Linked DNA regions of Mus musculus: region 2 is linked to region 1. The links are chromatin loops, found by intact Hi-C in ENCODE. Cell type or tissue: heart. All regions are shown on one strand.

The links. Peaks named below come from ENCODE experiments on the same cell type or tissue, not always from the same donor. Only the 100,000 strongest peaks of a DNase experiment are listed, where the experiment ranks them.
Region 2: it touches region 1 in a loop (2.0-fold over the local background); 6 of 42 quality-filtered maps call a loop at or near these places.

Annotation. Positions count from the first base shown.
Region 1 is chr15:82,335,917-82,343,916 of GRCm38, forward strand. Naga (N-acetyl galactosaminidase, alpha) reads right to left here and starts at 2,910. Exons shown (of 10, transcript NM_008669.4): 1 at 2,836-2,910; 2 at 2,322-2,398; 3 at 1,471-1,606; 4 at 854-1,025; 5 at 1-104. The coding sequence starts at 2,337. It overlaps Pheta2 (PH domain containing endocytic trafficking adaptor 2), which reads left to right and starts at 5,263. Exons shown (of 2, transcript NM_177391.4): 1 at 5,263-5,355; 2 at 7,143-8,000. The coding sequence starts at 7,366. It also overlaps the pseudogene n-R5s41. In heart, a CTCF peak has its summit at 3,171; DNase peaks (open chromatin) are centred at 2,185, 3,025, 5,335, 6,355 and 3 weaker places; H3K4me3 peaks cover 4,284 bases; H3K27ac peaks cover 6,243 bases.
Region 2 is chr15:82,133,736-82,141,735 of GRCm38, forward strand. It overlaps Ccdc134 (coiled-coil domain containing 134), which reads left to right. Exons shown (of 7, transcript NM_172428.2): 5 at 846-1,027; 6 at 1,335-1,406; 7 at 7,131-8,000. The coding sequence ends at 7,256. Among named protein-coding and RNA genes, the nearest start is that of Srebf2, 9.5 kb to the right of the region's middle. In heart, CTCF peaks have their summits at 4,988 (motif pointing right) and 5,693 (motif pointing right); DNase peaks (open chromatin) are centred at 1,816 and 4,986; H3K27ac peaks cover 1,353 bases.

The DNA.
Region 1 (8,000 bases):
TCCGCGTCCAGCTCCACTTTGTCTAGGGTGGTACCAGGGTAACCCATGCAGGTCATTTTGCCCATGTCCTCATAGATGCCCAGCTTCAGACCCAAAGAGTGAGCCTGCGGGGGTTGAAGAGACACGGCTCAAGTGAGACCCTCTTCTCAGGCACCTCTGCTAGAGCCCATTAAACTCTTAAATGGCTTCCAGGACTGGGGATGTAAATTAACTGGCAGAGTGCTTGCCTAACACATGTGAAAAGTCCTGGGCTCTCTTCCCCACACACTGCATAAACTGTGCATGGTGACATGTAGACGTGTTTGTTTGCTTGAGACAGGGCCTCTCTATGTAACCCTGGCTATCCTGGAACTCTCTATGTAGACCAGGCTGGCCTCGAACTCACATAGATCTGCCTGCCTCTGGAGCACAGGATTAAACACATGCATCACCATACCCAGCTAGCACCAGAAGTTTAAGGTTATCCTCAGCTACAGAGTGTTGGAGGTCATCCTGGGCTACACAAGACCCTGTCTCAATAAAGAAGAAGAAACTCTCAGTGGCTCCCACTGACCAAAAGAACCAGTGGCTGGTTTCTGCCAGCTGTGGCCACTTTTTCTCCAGCTGTCTCTTGCCTGGAAGCTTTTGCTACTGCTTCAGAGGTCCCACCTCTGGGATGGATTCAACCAGATGCCTCCTCCAGGGGACTGTTCTTTTTGCTAAGGCCCCTTTCTGGCTCTCGCCTCATTAGGCCAATAATATGTGTGTGTTCCTTTTTCAGTTTCTGCCACTATGCCGCATTCTCCATGGAGACTGTGATAATGAGTCCCAGGCCCTCACACTAAGTAAGGGGCAGGGCTGGAGCTGGACTTACATAGTCAGCTAGGAAGGCAATCCCGTGAGGGAAGCGCTTGGGATCAGGAATTAGGCGGCCTGAGGCGTCACGCCCACCAATCCAGCAGTCATCGATGTTGAGGTATACATAGCCCAGGTCCCGCCATCCATCCTGGGCCAGTCTGTCCGCCATCTCCATAAAGAGCCGTTCACTAGCAAGGGACAGTGGGGCTGTGCTGCTCAGTTCCCCAGGATGTCCCTCATTCCCGCTCTTTCTCTCTGCTCTGAATTCTGGCTATAAAAAACCAAGCCTCTACTGTCAGCTGAGGTGGGGCCAGGATAACAAGTGTAAATGACCTTCCAGGGTTAGGGTAGGGCGAGAAAGAGGTGGTCTGGCATCCAGGCCAAAGGGCAGGACTAGGCCTAGGGAAGCCTGTGGGGCCTGTCTGGCATTTTATCTTCTTTCAGTTACCTCAGAGGCCAAGTACACCTACTGAGGCCCCAAGCAGGTCATGGGGCTAGGTGTCAGATACATTCATTCTGACTCTGCATTTTTCTATTTAAAAAAATTTTTTTAAAATTTTTGCTGATGAGTGTCTTTCACCCACTGACCCACTGACCCCATTTTGTTGCCCTGGGTAAGCAGATCTTACTCACCTGATGCAGTTCTTCGGGTCCTCCACACAGTCGATGTTACAGCGGAAGCGTTCCCAGGCCAGCCAGCCCATGGGTGGAGTCCGCAGTAGCCCATTCTCCAGCATCAGTACCTGAGCCACCAGGGCCAGTAAGAGCACTGAGGGGGAGGTGGATGGTGACTTGTAAATGGTTCCTACAGCACCCCACCCCCCAACCCCAGTCATCACCTCAACCCCTCCAGCCCTTCAGCCCTCCCCAGGTACAGGCCAGTAGGGTTAGAGTTGCCTCAGCCTGTGAGTGCAGTCTGGGGGGGGGGGTACATGGGGCAAAGTAATGTATTCAAAAAGCTGTTGCTACAGACTGGGAATCAATGGAACGGACCCCTGAAGTCATGTCCTTGATATACATGAGACCAGATGCCCTCTTCCCTCCCTCCCTACACAGAAATGACAGTTCATTGTGGACTCTGGGTTTCTGAGGCCTTGGAGTTTTTGCTCTCCACCTCAGAAAGCCTCAGAAGGGCCTAAAGGGGTTGGTCAGGGTGGACTTGTACCCAGCTGCTCACCTACACAAGCCCCTTCCTCTTGGCTTTCAGCTTCCTTATATATAAATTACCACACCCACATGACAGGGCTGCTACAGCCCGCCAGGATCGGGTAAGATAGGACCTATACACTGGAGCAGGGCTGAAAAAGGAAGTGGCCTCTTTGGAGGGGAAACGATTCTGAGGTGTGGGGCATCTCCTTGATTTTCCTGGCCCAGCTCCAAGGAGAGGCACACTTCTCCCCACATACCCCCATCAAGAAAGAGGAGGGCTGGGGCTTCCTCGCCACAGTCCTCCCCTGCAAAGCCACCTGAGTAGGTGAGGGTACCTGTCTTCTGCAACATTGCCTTGGAGTCAAATCTCAGGACCCACTCGAATCTGCTCTTAGCAGCTTTATATGCTGAACTGTGGAAGATAACAGATGTTATGTATCCCACCGGGCATAGTGGGACCCACCTTTAATCTCAGCACTCAGGAGGTAGAAGCAGGAGGATCTCTGAGTTCTGGGCCAGCCTGGTCCACATAGCCAGTTTCAGGCCAGCCAGGGCTACTAGGTAGAGAGACCCTATCTCCGAAAATAAAAGTTACGGATTCCACATTTGGTCCCAAGTCGCTTTCACTACCCTCACACACTCCTTCCCTACCCTTTACTTCCCGGAATCTAAGCTCTTCTTTTAGAACTACAAATAGTCTAGGACACTTTGCCCAAGAGCGGTTGTGACTGGTTCTAGGAATACCAGGAAGAAGGAAGGCTATAGGCCATGTCCGGTTCCAGGTCCCCGTGTGGGTTCAGATTCTCGGTTCTTAAACATCGCAGGCCCAGGGTCCCCCTTGATTCTTACCCTCGCGCTCGCTCAGTCCGCGGTAAGCCGTGAAAGCCCCCGTGGCGGCCGCTTGTACCTATAGCGACCCGGGAGGCGGAATGTCACGGGACAACCCTTCTTGAGCAACCAATCAGAATCCCCTAGCAACGCCGTGCCCTCCCTCTATGCCCCAGCTCCCAGCCTCCAAAAGCTCCGCCCATCTAAGCTCGCGTTCTGCGCGTTCCCGAGGCGCGCTCCCGTGGGAAGTCGGCTTGGGCGCCCTGTGCGCGCGCCGCTGTGCCTCGGGTCTGGTTGGAGTCCTCCGTCCTCCGCCCCAGAGGGCGGGGGTGGTGGCCCGCACTGCCCGTGCTCAGTAAGTAGCTGTGCAGTGAATTCCTACAGAGGGCGATACCTTGCTCTTTTTTTGTTTGTTTGTTTGTTTGTTTGTTTGTTTTATTTTGTTTTGTTTCTTCGAGACAGGGTTTCTCTGTGTCCTGGAACTCATTCTCTAGACGAGGTTGGCCTCGAACTCAGAAATCCACCTGAAACCTTGCTCTTAACCACTCGAAAACGGTAGTGAAAGAGGCTGGGTGGGGTTTCAGCTCTCGAAAGGTCAGGAGGCTGCCCCCTCCACCTGACACCCAAGGGGTTGTTCGCCCACCCACTCCCCAAATGTATTTATTCATTACTTATTCATATGTTAAACACAGGCTAGGTGCCAACCACTATTTCTGGATGCCTTTACACCGATGATGATCATAGCTGTCCCCTCTCCGAATCTGTGCCATTTTCCTCCTATCAGGTAATGGCAAACCGACTTCTCTGCCAATCTTTTCTCTCAGCCTTTACATGCAATTGTCCAAAAATTGATTCCTGCCTTTAAATTCCACCTCTCATCCCACCCAGTAACGCTGGCCTCATTACATATTGCCTGGATGATTCGGAGACAGCCCTCAAGGGCCTCCTTTGTCCACCTTACTTCTCCAAGGCAGCCAAGGCAAACCTGAAAACTCAGCTCTGTGGGCTGGTAAGATGGCTCAGTGGTTAAGAGCACTTAGTGCTCTGGCAGAGCACGAGGGTCCGTCTCCAGACTCACATGCCAGGGGATCTGATGCCCTCTTCTGAACTCTGAGGCCACCAGGCATTCACATGGTGCACATACAGGCAGATAATCGGGCACACACTTAACCTAAAAAAACGAACCCAACCCAGCCCTGGTCTTGTCTCTCTGAAGTCTGTGTGATGGCTACTCTCTTAGTTTGGGGAAATGGTGTTTCTAAACCCCACCCTCTACCTTTTGACCCTATTCCCTGCCGTCATCTTCCTCATTGCCCTCCTTGTGGCCCCTCAAACACAGCCTTTGAACCAGCTGTGCCTTCTGCTTAGAATGCACTTCTAGATATGGGCATAGCCGACACCCTCATTTCCCTTAATTATATGTCCAAGTGAGGTCTACTCTGCCCATTCTTCTATTTAAAAACGGCAAGCTCTCCCCTCCCTCCTCAGGAAACTCATGCTGTATTCTCCCCTTACCCACCCTCCCGCGACCTTCACCTTGTAACACATTTACTCTAGTGGATACTACTAGTTGAAGAAAAGTTAGTGAACATTGCAGCCACCAACCACCACACTCCCCCCTTAAAACATCCAGCAAAATGTAGGGTATGCTTGTTTACATTGTGAGGTCAGGGAGGAGACCTCAGAGCGGACAGCTGAGACCTAAATGTCAAGGAGCTCTAAGTGGGGGTAGGGTGAGAGGGGAGGGCCGGCTGGGCTTCAGGAACTGCAAAGCAAGGGTTGAGGTGGGAATCCACAAAGCCCGTGGGCAGGCAGGCAGGCATTTGAACACAGTTGCATTCAGGGCGACTACGGGAATCCTGGTCTCCTATCTTATTAGTGCTTTCCCCGCAGCCTTCCCTGCAAGCCTATGGACAGACTCCAGGTAGAGCCTCAGGACCACAAGTGGACTGCAGACCTGCGTTGGTGGGTGATAGAAGCCGAAATGGCCAATATCTAGAGGCAGAGATGGGGCTAAGCCAAAGACTTGGTTGAGAACCTTAGCAGGGTTTTGCAGGATGTGTAGGAGCTCGCTTTAGGAAGCGCCCTATCTGATGATTTGTCTGGTTTGGCTCTGCACGCGCGAGAGGGAAGAGAGGGGCGGATCGGGGAGATACTGGATGGGCTGTAAGGGGAAACTTTTGGGGGAAAAAGAGCACTCCTTATTCTTCTTCGGTGTAGAGCTGGAGGCCTGTGGGTAGCCTGAGGTTGGGCTTGGGGTTCGAGACGACCCCTCACCGACGAGTCCTGTGGCGCAGGCAGGTCCCCACCTTCCAGGGCCTCAGTTTCCCTCCAATATGCGAGCCGAGGCGACTTTGCGGATCTGGAGGCCTGGTGGGTACTGGGCGGGGAGCGGCCGGGGCGGTACCCCGAGCCTCCCGGGCGGGGTCTCCCGGCTCCTGCGGCCACGTTTGCGACCTGGGCGGAGGCCGGGGTTCAGAGCGAGAAAGCCCAGGGGGCGACAGCATCGCACTCGACGGGCCAGGCCCTCGGGCGCCGGAGGTGAGAGCCGGTCAGGCGGGCTCCGGGAGGAGGTGACCAGGAGGGCGTGGCCGTGGACGTGGCTGGAAAGCCCGGGCGGGATCCAGGGGACCCAGGCACCAGCAGGGCTGCCGGAGGGAGAGACCGCGGCCGCAGGCGTGCGTGGACTCAGCCCCTCCTTGGGGCCCACAAAGGGCAGCGGCTAGAACAGCCTTCCTCTATTCCAGGCCTGCTTGCTTCTCTCTCTTTGGAGCCCTTCTTCCCCTCCCGCCTCCTGGCTACGTTTTTTATCACTCACTACTTGATTAATTCATTATTTATTTAATTGTATTTGCTTACGGAGTGTCTCTTTTGCTGGAAAGTAGATTTCAAGAGGACGGGGACCTAGTTTTGTCTACTGATGCATTCCTACAAATTCAGCAAGTCTGCACAGGGCTGATTATTGGCGATTTAACCACTCTAGATGTCCTGCAAATAGGGAGGGGAGGTGCGCGAAAGGGACAAAGCCAAATTCGATCTTTGGGTACATCAGTAATCAGGAGACTTCTCCCCAATATCGTGGTGACGGAAATCCCATAGGGACAGCCAGGAAATCTTAACTGCACTTAACTGACCTACCTAGCCCCAGGGAGCCCAGAATTACAGTCAAGAGACAGTGGGCCAAGACATACAGGGAACTTCAGTTGCCCTACGGGATGAGCAGATTATGAAAAGGAGGAGCGCTTCCGGCAAAAGGCTGCCCTTTTACTGGGGCCCTGAAGTTAGAACAGTTCTCACGTTCTCTGAGAACCCTTTTGCAGGCTCTCTGGAAACCATGTGGCTGAGCTGTGTGGTTAGATAAGAGGCCACCCTGTCCCCTTCTGTGACTCTGCTGATAAGTGTGTCACCAACAAGGCCCCACCTAGAAGTTATAAGACCAAGTGCTGACTCTTCCTCATATGACCCTTGCCAGTTCAGCTGTATAGGAACCTTGGAGCACCAGAATTTAGTGGCTATGTCTTCAGTGCCCCAGGACACACCGCTGGAGTTTACAGAGCCGGTCCCATTCACCCCTGGTCACCTCCTCCTTCCTCTGGTGCTCGTTGGTGTGATGTGGTTACCCCTAGGTGGTCTCGGTCACTGGCCTGTCCCTCCCCTGCCTCCATCTGGCTCTGAAATGTGGGCTGGATACCACTGGGGCTAGTAGGGGCTCAGGAAAGTCGTGGGCTCCCTGGAGGTTGAGCTTACACTTGCAGTGAGGGGCCCCATGTTTAGGATGTTTAAAGCACAAAAGTGTCTTTGGGCCTAGGGTCCCTTTCATCCCTCCCCAGGGGTTATTTCTTTGGGTTAAAAAAAAATGTCAAAAGGAATATCCAGGTTAGCCAGGGATATGGTATGACCCAGCCTGAAAGCCATGATTAAAAACTACAGCCATACCACCCTGAACACGACTGATCTTGTTTGATCTTGGAAGCTAAGCAGGGTCGGGCCTGGTTAGTATTCGGATGGGAGACCAACTGGGAATACTGGGTGCTGTATGCTTAAAACAAACAAACAAACAAACAAACGAACACCCAGAAGAGCTGGGGCTCCGTGTGCTCAGGGCTCCTGCCTTCAAAACCTAGCATGACAGAAGCTGAGCATGGGGTAGGTATGCAGGAAGAACTGGGCAGATGGGGACAGTCAGCTCAGAAGCTGAATTCAGATCAGACATCCTTGGCTACATAGTGAGTTCAAGAGCAGCCTGGGCTATGAGACTCTGTCTTCAAACAAACAAAGCACCATGTTGGGCTCTTCTCCTGATACAACTATTGTCTTTTTTGTTACAGTGTTTTGATGTCCAGGTTCTTTTTTTTTTTTTTTTTAAATTTTTTTGGTGACCCTTATAAGACTTTTGAGATGAAAGGCAAGGAAGACTAGTCCTTCAGCTGAAGTCTGAGAACTGCAGGAACATGGTCTGTAGGAGCCACAGGACTGGGCTGCTGGTCTTCTGAGCTGGGTCCTTCCCTGCGGGTGCTACCATCTCTCTATCTCACTGTTCTCGTGGGAGCCATGAAGCTGAACAAGAGGAGTGTGGCCCACTATGCGCTGAGTGATTCTCCGGCAGACCACACTGGCTTTCTGCGTAGTTGGGGAGGACCAGGTTCCCCACCCACTCCCAGTGGCACTGGCCGAAGATACTGGTTTGTTCTCAAGGGCAATCTGCTATTCTCTTTCGAGACTAGAGAGAGCCGGGTCCCGCTGAGTCTTGTGGTATTGGAAGGCTGCACGGTGGAGCTGGCCGAGGCTCCTGTACCCGAGGAGTTCGCCTTCGCTATTCGCTTTGATGCCCCTGGAGTGCGCCCACACCTGCTGGCAGCAGATGGGCAGGCTGCCCAAGAGGCATGGGTGAAGGCACTGTCCCGAGCCAGCTTTGGCTACATGCGACTTGTGGTGCGAGAATTGGAGAGCCAGTTGCAGGATGCCCGTCAGAGCCTGGCCTTGCATCGCTGTGCATCCCAGAGGGCTGTTGCCAATTGTAGTAAATCTCAGGCTCCTGACCACCGAGCTCCAGACCCTGAGAACGGCCACTTTCTCCCCAGGGACCGCAGTTCCATTGGTACTGTGGAAGAAAGGGGGATCCGGCCAATAGGTCGGGATTTGACCGAGTGGGAGTTACAGGGCCCTGCTAGCCTCCTCCTAAGCAT
Region 2 (8,000 bases), 200 kb before region 1:
AAGGGAATTAATCTTTTTTCAAAACAAGGGAATACCTAGGGATTTATGGAGCCCGGTCTGGCTCCTTAACTCTGTAGTGTAGCTGAGGATGGCCTTGTACTCCTGACCCTGGCTTTGTGCCGTCCTGTGCACTACTGTGCCTCAGTCCTGGAGATGAGCCCTCTGCGCTCCCGAGCCGTGAGGATGAACTGATACCCTCGGTGGGCAGGCTGCGTTTGATACTCAGTCGCTGCTGTGTCCTGGTGTGGTTCCTGTTCTGTGCTTAAACACTTTGACCAACTAGGGAAGGAAAGGTTGGGTGGTTGTTGTTGTTGTTGCTTAGAGATTAGAGCCCATCATTGAGGGAAGCCAAGGCAGCAACTGACATGGAGACCATGGAGGAGGGCTGCTTACTGGCTTATGGTAAACCACGTGGTTTGCTCAGCCTGCTTTCTTGTATAAGCTCAGGGTGGCCCATTCCACAGTAGTTTGGGTCCTCCTACATTAATCTATCAAGAAAATGGATATAGATGTGGCCGCAGACCAGTGTGATGGAAGCAACTCCCCGAGTGACGTTCCCTTCCCAGATGACTCTCCTTTATGCCAAGTTGAAAAGTAAAAACCCAACAACAAACACAACCTGTAAAGTAGGAACAGCAGCCACCTCTCCCTGTAAGAAAGCCCATTAATGGGATATAAGGCCCTAGTGCATATGCAGTGAGCAGTCTGTGGTCAGTGGCTGCCGTGCCCTTCTCTGATTGGTGGGTTTATAGATGCCTCCGTCCCTGGAGGAGGTCTGGGGTCAGCCAGGTGGACAAGAGGAAAAGAGCAACTACTCTGACGACTCACTACAACCCTCTCGCCAGCTTTCTCGCACGTGGTGGAGAACACAGCCTTTTTTGGTGACGTCGTGCTGCGCTTCCCAAAGATTGTCCACCACTACTTTGACCATAATTCCAACTGGAACCTCCTGATCCGCTGGGGCATCAGCTTCTGCAACCAGACAGGCGTCTTTGACCAGGGGCCCCACTCACCCATCCTCAGCCTGGTAAGGACTGGGGAGGGCTGGGATCCCTGTCGGGTGGTAAGCTGGGAGCCTCGAATCTGTCTATCTGTGGTTGGCCCTGTCAGTTATCCTAGGTACTTAGTGTGTTCTATAAGTATCAGAGCACTTTGGGTCATAGAGGCCTAACTTCAAGGGGCCTAACTTCTGTGCTAACTTTTGGAGGGTCCCTAGGGATTGTTTCTGGCCCATATCTGTCTAGGCTCTGAGGCTTAAGACCCTGCATGGTGGAATGGCTCTAGTAATGAGAGAGCAGAAGGCAGAAGAGGATGACTAGTGTTCTCATCCACAGATGGCCCAGGAGCTGGGGATCACTGAGAAAGATTCTGACTTCCGGAACCCGTTTAAAACAGACCAGACAGAGGTGAGCTGCTGGGGCCTGTAACTGTTGGCGTCTGGTGGGCACGGGAGGTGGGGCCTGCAGGGACTAAGGTCTAGGGTATGCAGTGTGAGCTTTAGACTTGGAACCAGACAATCCAATGAGTCTGGGATCAGAAGCCATTACCCAAGTTATTGACGGTTTTGGCAAGTCACTGTTTCTCTCCGAATGTTGTACACCAAAGCTGGGGGTCGATGGAGATTGGGGGGATCCCTGAGGCTAAGAATATCCTCATCTCATTGCACACTATGTACAGGTTACAAGTGTCAGAGTGACCAGGTGAAGTCAGGTCACGCCCTCCCCTGCTCTGAGCCTCTGGTACTGGTGCACTGTGGCTTCTGCTCTCACGCCTACACACGCCTGTACTCCAGAGTTCTAAACTTGGCTCAGGGTGCTAACAGCTGCAGCCTGAGAAGACAGATGGTGACACACAGGGGGAAGGGATCAGATGGAGCAGGGCAGGCCAAGGAGGACAGGAAGGAAAGAAAGGCTCCTCTTATGGGTGAGAAGCTGAGACTCTTCAGATCACAGCTCACGCCTGTTTAGAGACAGGTGTTGAGTTTGTGACAGGCTTGAGATTCTACCAGCTTGCAGGCTGACACAGTAGCCTGCTGTTGTATAGATGTCAGCCGGTCATAGGCAGTTTTCAGTGCAGCAAAAGCAGTAGCTAGACTGTTAGGCTTGTTGTCTTGGGTCCCCTTGTTCTTCCAGGTCTTTACATGGAAGGGCCAGGCAGGTGTTGTGCATGCAGTAGGTTTGCATTATACCTACAGACCACTGTGCTTGTGAAATTTGACATCCTCATAGTGAATTAAACAGATTGGTGCTTTGTCAAGGAAAAGATACCTCATCCTTCCAAGATTACTCTCTGCAAAAAAATAAAATAAAATAAAAATAAAAATAATAATAATCCTGAAAAAATAATCTGGATAAAGAGTTGCTAGAAGGGAGATGTGGTGGGGCTTACCTATAACCCCACAGCTCAGGAGGCTGGAGCAAGAGGCCACCTGTCTATGTAGTGAATTTGAGGCTAGCCTGGACTAAAACTGCCTTAAAACAAAGAAAAAATAAAATCAGCCAAACAAGAGACTATACCAGATTTATTATTATTAGGTACTCAGTAAGAACGTAGAAAGGTGCCCAGCAGCACTGGAAATTACTTGCTGCATAGCCTCTGCCTGGCTAATCTGACTGAGAGGCAGTGACCGGGTTCATTCAGTTTGTCTTATGTCACTTACTGAGGCTGCAGTCAAATGCGTTGTTTTGGGTTTGTTGATTGGAGTTTTGAGACAGAGTCTTACCCTGTGTCTTAGTCAGGGTTTCTATTCCTGCACAAACGTCATGACCAAGAAGCAAGTTGGGGAGGAAAGGGTTTATTCAGCTTACACTTCCACACTGCTGTTCATCACCAAGGAAGTCAGGACTGGAACTCAAGCAGGTGAGGAAGCAGGAGCTGATGCAGAGGCCATGGAGGGATGTTACTTACTGGCTTACTTCCCCTGGCTTGCTCAGCTTGCTTTCTTATAGAACCCAGGACTACCAGCCCAGGGATGGCACCACCCACAAGGGGCCCTCCCTGATTGATCACCAACTAAGAGCATGCCCCACAGCTGGATCTCATAGAGCCACTTCCCCAACTGAAGCCCTTTTCTCTGTGATAACTCCAACACACAAAACCAGTACACTTAATAACCCAGGTTGACCTTAAACTATCCACATTCCTGCCTTAGCCTTCCTTCCAAGTGCTGGAATTACAGGCTAAAGCTACCACAGCCTTGTTCTGAGGGTGAGGATGAGGCCAGCTGCAGGTCTGAGTTACCGTGGTCTTCAGGGTCCTTGACTCAAACAGGGGTTACTTAAATCTTGGGACTAGGATATCTCAAGAACCATTAGAATATCATCTAAAAATCAATGTATTATCTATTACATCCACCTAAAGTTTAGATTTTTACCTGCCAGTTTTACTAAATGTATTTGTTAATAATTATAGGAAGCAAAAGATGGGCCCAAAGCAACTGTTATCCACCACGGGTCAATGCCTTTTTCTCCCACTTTATGCTTAATGGCCAAACCCTGACAATATTTAAGTGCAGAATTTTAGCCTCTGTTGCCTTGTGTGGTATAACTAAGGCTGCTCAGACATTAAGAATAAACGATAGTTTATCTGGGAGAGTAAAACAAGGTTGTGCTATCCTGTGATGTATAGCTACTCTGAGGAGATAGCTACCTTGGATGGTGTGGAACACAGGACAGTAGTTCATTGTTGACTGTGTCTGTGTGGGTTTTCCCATCATGTGGATGAGAATTACACACCCAGTAATAGTTAGTGGTACCTGCCCCTGGATTGTGCCTTTTAGAGTCTTACGGCATCCCCAGGGGCTTGATTCTTGCTGAATTATTCATGTGTCCCTCCTGATACCTATACTTTAACTGTTCTCTAGTTACTTCCCTCGTTCACCTAGACTTTCTTTCAGAAGGTTCAGATGAGTGGAATTTTTACCTGGCTCTAGAGCCAGTCGTTTTGTTTTTTTGTTTTTGTTTTTCTTTTGTTTTATTTTTTTTGTTTTATTTTTTTTGTTTTTTTTTTTCGAGACAGGGTTTCTCTGTGCAGCCCTGGCTGTCCTGAAACTCATGCTGTAGACCAAGCTGGCCTCGAACTCAGAAATCCACCTTCCTCTGCCTCCCAAGTGCTGGGATTAAAGGCGTGCGCCACCACTGCCCAGTGGAGCCGGTTGTGATAGCTAGCACACACATGTAATCCAGCAGTTGGGAGGTTGCAGGAGAAGCTCCCTTGAGCCCCGGAATTTGACACCTGCAACAAAATCCAGGAGAACCAGCTCCAGCCTTCTCTCCCAGTAGTCACAGAAGATGTATTTAATTCCCCCGTAGTGGGAGCTTCCTTTCTCGCCTCACGTTTTACTGGGAGCTGGTTACACGATTCCCCTGCATCTAACTAGTACCCAAACTCCAGGCTGCTGGAAGGAAACGCACCACATGTCGATTTCACAGACAGTAGAGAACAGTAAACCACTCGTCCTGATTAAGTCTGTGGTTTGCAGCTGCTAGTCAAGGCCCAACTTTTAGACACATGGGTTTTAAAAGAAAGCAACCAGGCAGACCTACAACTCTTTCCCTGGGTTTTATTAGTGTTTCCTTGTTTGTTTTAAGACAGGGTCTCATGTAGCCCAGGCTAGCCTCAACTCCTGGTCCTCTTGCATTTACCTCCGAAGTTCCCGAACTACAAGCATATCCCACCACCACGCATGGCCACAGCTGCAATACTAACTAATTTCTGTTCAGCACCTTGTTTTTATCCTAGTGGTACCGTAGTGGACTGTGCCTGACTGTTGATATCTACCAGAACCTCCGAGGTTCCTGTTGAGCCAGTGTCTGTTTTATGCAGCAAGGATATAGTTTTCCCCATCAAAGTAGTGGCTGCTGCTTCCAAATGGTCCACCCCAAGACTGCTTGCTGTAATCATAATTCTGAGAATTATCCCTGGGCAAGACCTTGAACCGGGTTGACCCAGTCAGTGCGAAGAGGCACTCAGGGCCTTGCAGAGGTTGTTCTCTCCACAAGGGGGCACCAAGGAGATGCTTAGTTTCTGCATGTGGGCTTTTCTCACCCTGCGATCATCATACATGCCTCTGCAACACAGGGGGTTGAGTCAGAAGTGTAATGTTATCAGAATATGCTCTTGAACGTGACCATCAGAACATGATTTCCTTCTCTTTGGATGGGGATGACCCTGCTAGTGTACTCCCCTATAGTGGGACTTGAACCCAGGGCTTCACAGATAATATACAAATGGTTCCCAGCCTGCCCACTTTTTATATTCAACATGGACCTCTCTACTTACAGCAGCCTCAGAAGATTCTCTCTACCCTTCCTTCCTTCCTTCCCCCTTTCTCTCTCTCCCTCTTCCTCTCTCTCTTTCTTTTCAAAACAGGGTTTCTCTGTGTATCTCTGGCTGTCCTGGAACTTGCTCTGTAGACCAGGCTGGCCTCGAACTCAGAAATCCACCTGCCTCTGCCTCCCGCGTGCTGGGACTAAAGGCATGCGCCGCCACCGCCCGGGTGAAGATTCTTTTCTTCTTGAGATCAGAGTGGTAGATATCTGGGAGGTGAGTGGATGTCTGGTTGAATCCGTCCTAGTTAGTTGGGCATCCCACTAGCTGTCTGACCTGAGTCACTTCTGTCTCTGGACCACTCTAGGGACTTCCTCCCTTTCCCATAGGTGTGGACTACTTACTCAGCGGGTAGGTTAGGCCACAAGATGGCACTCTTAGTTTGCTTTTACCTTGATTCCACATTTGTCAATTTTTTTTTTTAAAGATTTATTTATTTAGCCAGACATGGTGGCTCACACCTTTAATCCCAGCACTTGGGAGGCAGAGGCAGGCAGATTTCTGGAGTTCGAGGCCAGCCTGGTCTACAGAGTGAGTTCCAGGACAGCCAGGGCTGCAGAGAAACCCTGTCTCGAAAAACCAAAAAAAAAAAAAAAATTATTTATTTGTTTTATGTATATAAGTAGTACAATGTAGCTGTCTTCAGACACACAGAAGAGGGCATTGGATCCCATTACAGATGGTTGTGAGCTACCATGTTGTTGCTGGGATTTGAACTCAGGACCTCTGGAAGAGCAGTCAGTGCTCTTACTCGCTGAGCCATCTCTCCAGCCCCCACATTTGCCAATTTTGTCCTAAGAATATTTAAAAGGTCATAGTTTACACCTGAGTTTTGAATACTTTGTGTTTTATATATTCTAGTAAGCCATTTTGTCCAAAATGTCCACTGAATGCTGTTGAGACCCATGTGGGATTCTGTGCTTGGGATATAGTGGGACACAACACCCAATACCAACATTCCTCCATCTTCATGAAACATGCTGTCATAGATGTCAGGCACAAAGTAGGTGAAGAAAGGAAGAGAAGCATGAGAATAAGTTAGTACAGAATTTTAAAGAGGGTACCAGTGAGGGGGCAGATGCCACAGAGGAGGCAGCTGTAGCAGAGCAGATGAGACCCACAGACAGGCCTGGAAGGGGCATTCTGGGTCTGGGACAAAGCACGGGCAGAGGCCTGCAAGAGTGTGGCCATGGGTCTCATCACTCATAGAGACAAATAGACACAGATGCAGGTTTGATCGTTTATTGGCTGTAAAGGCAGACCAACAGGAGCAAAGGGTAGCTGGAGAAAGGTTTGAGGCTGAAGTCACCCACATCCTCTGCCCATCTCTTCTTGCCAGCATCAGAGTCTCTCAACTTCTCGCTCTTGCTCTGCAAGAGTGACTGTGACCCACTCTGCTCTGTGTGCTCCCTCTCCTGGTGACTGCGCCTTGTTACTAGGGCAGGCAGCACCTGTTGTCTAGGACTCCTAGCTTGCTTCCTCCTGAAGGGTATGTCAGACAAGTCTTCCAAGAACCACACCGCTCCCTCTTCCTGGAAGAGTGTGCTTGTTTTCAGGTTCACACCTTGGCTGGCTCCTGTCTGCCAGCCTGGAATCTCCTATCTCATGTTCTGCTAGTCAGGCTCCTGATTATCTCATGGTCCAGTCAGTGGCTTTCCTGAGCCCTTTCATCTGATTCCTTGTTTGGGTTCCCTGAGGGCAGGGCCTGCTCCAGGAATTCTTTTATCTTACATTCTGTGATTTAGCTTGGAGGAAACCTTTTGCTACCCCTAGACTAAATCCCATTACTCTGTCTGTCCTAGTTTATTCCTAGCACCGACCCTTTCCAGAAGGCTTTGAGGGAAGAAGAAAAACGCCGCAAGAAGGAGGAGAGGCGGAAGGAGATCCGGAAAGGCCCGAGGATTTCAAGATCCCAGTCTGAGTTGTAGCCCTGGACCAGCTAGGGGCCTAAGGAATCAGCAATGGCCAGTCAGAAGAGGCAGCAACTGTGTGGCTGTGGAATAGGCCCAGCAAGCACCTTGCTGAGCACCAGCCACTTCCTGATGGGAACTGTTTGCTGCGCCCTCAGAAGCCAGGGTTGAGCTCTGGCCAAAAAGACTGAGCTTCCAGGGTCTTGCAGCACACCACAGAAAGGACACTGCTCGGCAGACAGGATCATGCAGGGAAGCTGCGGGAGGAGGCTGGCTGAAGGAACTTCTGGCCTGGATCCCCTTGGTGAGGGCAGGCTGCAGGCCACTGCCGCCCTTGATAAGGAAGCAACAGAACCAGGCTCTGAGTTACAAGTGAAGGTGCTATGCTTGCAGCCAGTCTCACTGTGTTCCTGGGCTGCCTGTCACTGGTCCAGCTCTCTGCAGAACAGTACTAAAAGCTAGCAAATCCACTGGCCTCCCCCAGGCTGGTGAGGAGAATGTAAGGGGCAGCAGGAACTGCTGCAGATGTCAGGACCAGCCTGGAGAACGTTTCTGCCTCGGAAAGAGGGAGTCCCTGGCTCTGCAGTGCAGAGAAGCAAGAGCTAGGCTTAGGTCTCTCTCTCTCTCTCTCTCACTCACTGCTGCCCTTCATGACAGGCCAGTTTCCAGAGGGGACTCAGAAGTGTCCTGAGAGGGTGTTTATTTCAAGGAGACCTTAAAAGAACATGATCTCTATTCTCAGATAACTGGGGACAGTCATTG